2 separate regions of the Homo sapiens genome follow, and region 1 is linked to region 2. A link is an interaction called in ENCODE POLR2A ChIA-PET data of the cell type or tissue named here. Cell type or tissue: PC-3. All regions are shown on one strand.

Region 1 (2,500 bases), 67 kb after region 2:
CAATTTGAAAATAGGTTTCAAGAGCCTTAATTTTTGTACTCTTTTCAACTTCCAGACATTTAATCTAAGAAAAAAACTTAAATTCACAAAAATGTATGTAAAGAATACCCAATGTAATATTATTTATAGTGAAGAAACATTAAAAACCCTCCTCAACATTCAACAAAAGGAAACTGGTTAAAGTAGAATGCATCTATAATGCAATTATAAGAAATCACTTGAAACAATACTATTGATATGTAACTGCCAACCTGAAAAGATGGTTACCATAGAGTATTAACAGAAAAATGTCTGTTTTAGACTACAGGTATGTCATAATTCTGACACTGTAAATAAATACAATATGTATTCATTCAAATATCAGGAAAAGGGTAGCACAAATTTAAAGTTTAAGAACAGAACAAGTTTAAATATATGCCCACAAATTATTTTAAATTCTTTCCTTCAAAAGAGAGCACCTAATTCCACTTTCTTTGTGTCTGTACTGCACTTAGTGACTGGCTTCTAACAAACAAAATGTAGAAGAAGTGACAGCAGCAGCTTGTGAATTCTGAAACTAGGTCATAAAAGCATATAGCTTCCTCCTTCCTCTCTCTCTAGGATCACTCCCTCTGGGGAAGCCAGCTGCCCTGTCGTGAGGATACTCATACAATCCTTTGAAAAGGCCAACAAGGTGAGGAACTGAAACTTCCTGCCAACAGCCAGCAAGGAACTAAGGCCTCCTAACAACAGCCATGTGAGCAGGCCATATTAGAAACATCCTCAAGGCCGGGCGCGGTGGCTCAAGCCTGTAATCCCAGCACTTTTGGGAGGCTGAGGCAGGCGATCACTAGGTCAGGAGATTGAGACCATCCTGGCTAACACGGTGAAACCCCGGCTCTACTAAAAATACAAAAAATTAGCCGGGCGTGGTGGCGGGCGCCTGTAGTCCCAGCTACTCCGGAGGCTGAGGCAGGAGAATGGCGTGAACCTGGGAGGCAGAGCTTGCAGTGAGCAGAGATCGCGCCACTGCACTCCAGCCTGGGCAACAGAGCAAGACTCTGTCAAAAAAAAAAAAAAGAGGAAAAAAAAAAAAGAAACATCCTCCAGCCACGGTCAAATCCAGAGAACTCCAGCCCCTAGGGCCAGACTGCAAACTTCAAGATGGACCCTGATCCAGAACTACACAGCTAAGCCACTCCTGAAACTCCTGCATTCCTGACTCAGAGATAAATGTCTGGTGTTTAAACCACTAAGCTAAGCCATTCCTGAATTCCTAACTCAGAAATAAATGTTTGGTGTTTTAAACTACTAAGTTTTGGGGCAAAACCTCACAACTTTACTGTGTTGGTTTCACATAATTCTATTTACTGAACACAGTAAAACTTTAATAACCTACACTTCCCTAAAAGAGCCTACAAAATTTATAGGACTTTGTATAAATCTACTACAACTAGAAATGGTCAAAAACAAGAATAAGAACAACACATTAAGCAATCACAAGAATTTCCAAAATGTAAGAGAGTGAAAGTACTCATGATAAATAATGCACCAAAATCTAAGAAAAGTATGATCACTATATAAAGCTACTGGAAGAATTTACCATGTCCCTGGAGCTGAAAATGGTCGAATGAGTGAAAACACTCAACTCTCACCTCACCCTCTTTATCTTCAGAGCTTAGACTGATAAAACTCTAAAGCATGTTTCTTATTGCATATAAATCCTTAAATCCTTCTTCACTATGACCAGTGACAGAAAGAATGAATTAAATTACTTGCCTAGGGTCATTTCAAGAGCTAGGAGAAGGATTGAAATGACTCCGTAAGAGGTCTAGGGGAGCACTAAACTGCATCTGGGAATTCTGTCTCAGAGCTAAGAAGCTAAAAGAAGCTCAGCAAGGAGTGCTGGCAGGAGCTTTGAAACAGATTTAAGACTAACTGCTTTTTAGCTAATGGAAATGACAACCAGCTGCTAAATAGATTTGGGAGGGTTAATTTATGCATCAGATCAAAATATATGAAGTCAACTGCCCAGTAAATCTTGCTTCTTACTGACAGCTATTCAATTTGATTAGGTTTATTTATATCTCCCAAATTACCATAGACACTTATCCTGGACAAATGTCATGCCCTGAACCTTTTGATAATCTCTAAATTCCTGAATATGCCTACAGATTACAGTTTTCTTTATAATACTGATTAACTGGTACCTGAAAAATAGTACCCCTTTATATCTCTAAAGATTCTGCAAACATAGGGCTAAAGTAATTAAAAAGGAAAAAAAAAATCCACCAAAGAAAATTCTCACATAAACTATAGTAAAATGAGCCATGAACTTTTAAAATAATACAACATCAAAATCATAAACATGATCACTGATTGTATGTTTGTGTAGTGGTGCAGGAAATAATACATTAAAATGCTGAAAGGGAAAGGCTGAATGAAGACAAGTTAGAACGAAAGGCTTCAAACCTGAGCATGTGCCAAAACCACCTAGAAGTCTTGCTAAAACAGAGATTGA
Region 2 (2,500 bases):
AAGGTCCTCTCACTCCACCCAAAGTGGTACAGATGTTCTCTTAATGTTTCCTTCTAACATGTATATATATTTTATTTTTTACATTTGGATCCTAATTCCACCTGACATGTTTTACAAGAAATGTTAGATGGAGGGCCAACTATTTTCTTTCTGGTACCTAGCTATGTTACCAACATTTATTAAATAAGTCATCCTTTCTTTTTTTCTTTTTTTTTTTTTTTTAAGATGTGGTCTTGCTCTCTCAAAAATAAATAAATACATAAATAGATAAAATCAACCTTATCCATTCAATTTAAATAAATTTTATATACTAGGGGAAGGGAGAACAAAAAGAGAAAGCTTAATGCTTTTCCAATAAAATAGAAAAGCTTGGGTAAAATGAGTTACACTTACTTCATGTTTCTCTTTACTTTTTTCTAAAAGAATTTATAAAACCAAGCACATGTTGTTGTTCTTAAGAGCACACCTTGTGGTTTTGAGACCATTAAAGTTTGACAGAGTAACTTTTCTTTTTTATCTTTAGAAGAAATAATCTTGGGAAGTGTATCAAAGTACTTTTAAAAATGTGTATTGAATATACTTGCTCTTTAGAAACTATAGTTAAGTGAATGGCCGGGCGCGGTGGCTCATGCCTGTAATCCCAGCACTTTGGGAGGCCGAGGCAGGCAGATCACGAGGTCAGGAGATTGAGACCATGGTGAAACCCCGTCTCTACTAAAAATACAAAAAAAAATTATCCAGGCGCGGTGGCGGGCGCCTGTAGTCCCAGCTACTCGGGAGGCTGAGGCAGGAGAATGGCGTGAACCTGGGAGGCAGAGCTTGCAGTGAGCTGAGATCACGCCACTGCACTCCAGCCTGGGTGACAGAGCAAGACACCATCTCAAAAAAAAAAAAAAAATAGTTAAGTGAATGAATGAGAGACACAGACCCCCAGTAAGCAACTTCCTTTTCCATGAACTCCTCAAATTCCAATTCCTTTCGTGTGGTGCTTCTTTGGCTTGGTAAGTTTGTCCTACAGTCATGTGTTAATATTCTTGTCCCAATCCAACTATGATATAGGGCAACCTGCATGTGCCATAATAGTTACATAAGGAAGCCAAATAATTTCTAAAATGCATGAGAGAGGCTGTCTTTCCTGGATGAGGAAAGGAAGGAACACCTTTTGCCCCATGTTCCTTTCGGACTCATCTGTGGTGGCAATGGCATGAGAAACATTTGGCTCATTGTGCCTGCTTCAGAATTGCTGGGAACACCCACCCTTCAGAAGGCATGACTCAACTCCTTTTGGCTTTCACACTGTTGTCCACACCCCCAAACTCCATTGGCCTGTAACTGAACTCTCACATCTTCTCAGTTTCTTGGTACAGTGCTTTTCCTGTCGTCCCTATATGACTTCTAAAATGAATCCACATGAACTTACGTATGCCCTTCTGTTCCAAGGGCCAAGGAGTCCACCAGCCTTGTTCCCAGTGAGCACCTGCCATCATCTGGGAGGCTTAGCAGTGCACGGATGCTAATGTGGCATGCAACCAGCTTGTCAACACTTGAGCCAAAATAAACAAATCATCCTATCTGAATCCTAGTCACCATAAATGCCTCCTGGTACAAGTAAAATAAACATATCACCTTTTCATATAACTAGAAAACAAAAATAAGCACATGCATATTTTACTTAGGTAAAAATTAAAATTTACAGTCATGAAAGAATTTTATAATTTTTTTAAGAACTGCTACAGATGTTGAAAATCAGAATAAATTTACCAAAGCTAAAACTCATAATTTTTCAAAAGTAATAATCAAAGAAATAAAGAATTCTCAGTGTTGACAATAATTTCCATGGACATTTTGCTGTAAAGGCAAATTAAAGTATTCCCTAAAGAGAAAAATTCTTTAATTAAAAAAAACCCTTTATTATTTATTTTTTAAAGTGATGAGGTATCACTGTCACCCAGGCTAGAGTGCAGTGGTGTGATCATAGCTCACTGCAGCCTTGACCTTCTTGGCTCAAGCAATTCCCACGCATCAGTGTCCACAGTACATGGGACTACTACAACCAGCCCTAAAGAGAAAACTCATCTTAATTCCTCTTTTAAAATAATTCAAACAAACAAACAAAAAAATAATAATTAAAGTAATTCAAACAAGAGGTACTTACTGGTTACTATGTGCCAAACCTTAGGCTGGGTTAATCCTATGGATACAATAACAAATAAGGCACAGCTCCTGCCTATGGTGGAGAGGGAGGTACGCAGTGGAAGGCTCCATGAGTCCAGTAAGTAAATTACATAGAGAACCACTCTAGATCATAAGATGGTAATTACGTGAAAACAGCAGCCGCTAGATCTATAGTAAGCCTGAACTAACTAAATTCAGGAAAACAATGAGTCATAAGCTGCATAAATTTGTCATTTTGATTCTTTAATAAATTAGCAATATAAGAATCAAAAACCAAGAAATATGTTATCACATTACACTTAAACATATCTGTTTTGAGATGGTT

What was found. ChIA-PET counts read pairs that join two places held together with the same protein. Peaks named below come from ENCODE experiments on the same cell type or tissue, not always from the same donor. Only the 100,000 strongest peaks of a DNase experiment are listed, where the experiment ranks them.
Region 1: POLR2A ChIA-PET joins it to region 2 with 5 read pairs; 6 of 35 experiments call an interaction of 5 or more read pairs at or near these places.

What each region holds. Positions count from the first base shown.
Region 1 is chr18:62,813,723-62,816,222 of GRCh38, reverse strand. All of the region lies in intron 1 of PHLPP1 (PH domain and leucine rich repeat protein phosphatase 1), which reads right to left. Among named protein-coding and RNA genes, the nearest start is that of PHLPP1, 99 kb to the right of the region's middle. In PC-3, no CTCF peak of the experiment used is centred here; no DNase peak of the experiment used is centred here.
Region 2 is chr18:62,880,669-62,883,168 of GRCh38, reverse strand. All of the region lies in intron 4 of PHLPP1 (PH domain and leucine rich repeat protein phosphatase 1), which reads right to left. Among named protein-coding and RNA genes, the nearest start is that of PHLPP1, 170 kb to the right of the region's middle. In PC-3, no CTCF peak of the experiment used is centred here; a DNase peak (open chromatin) is centred at 1,258; H3K27ac peaks cover 1,499 bases.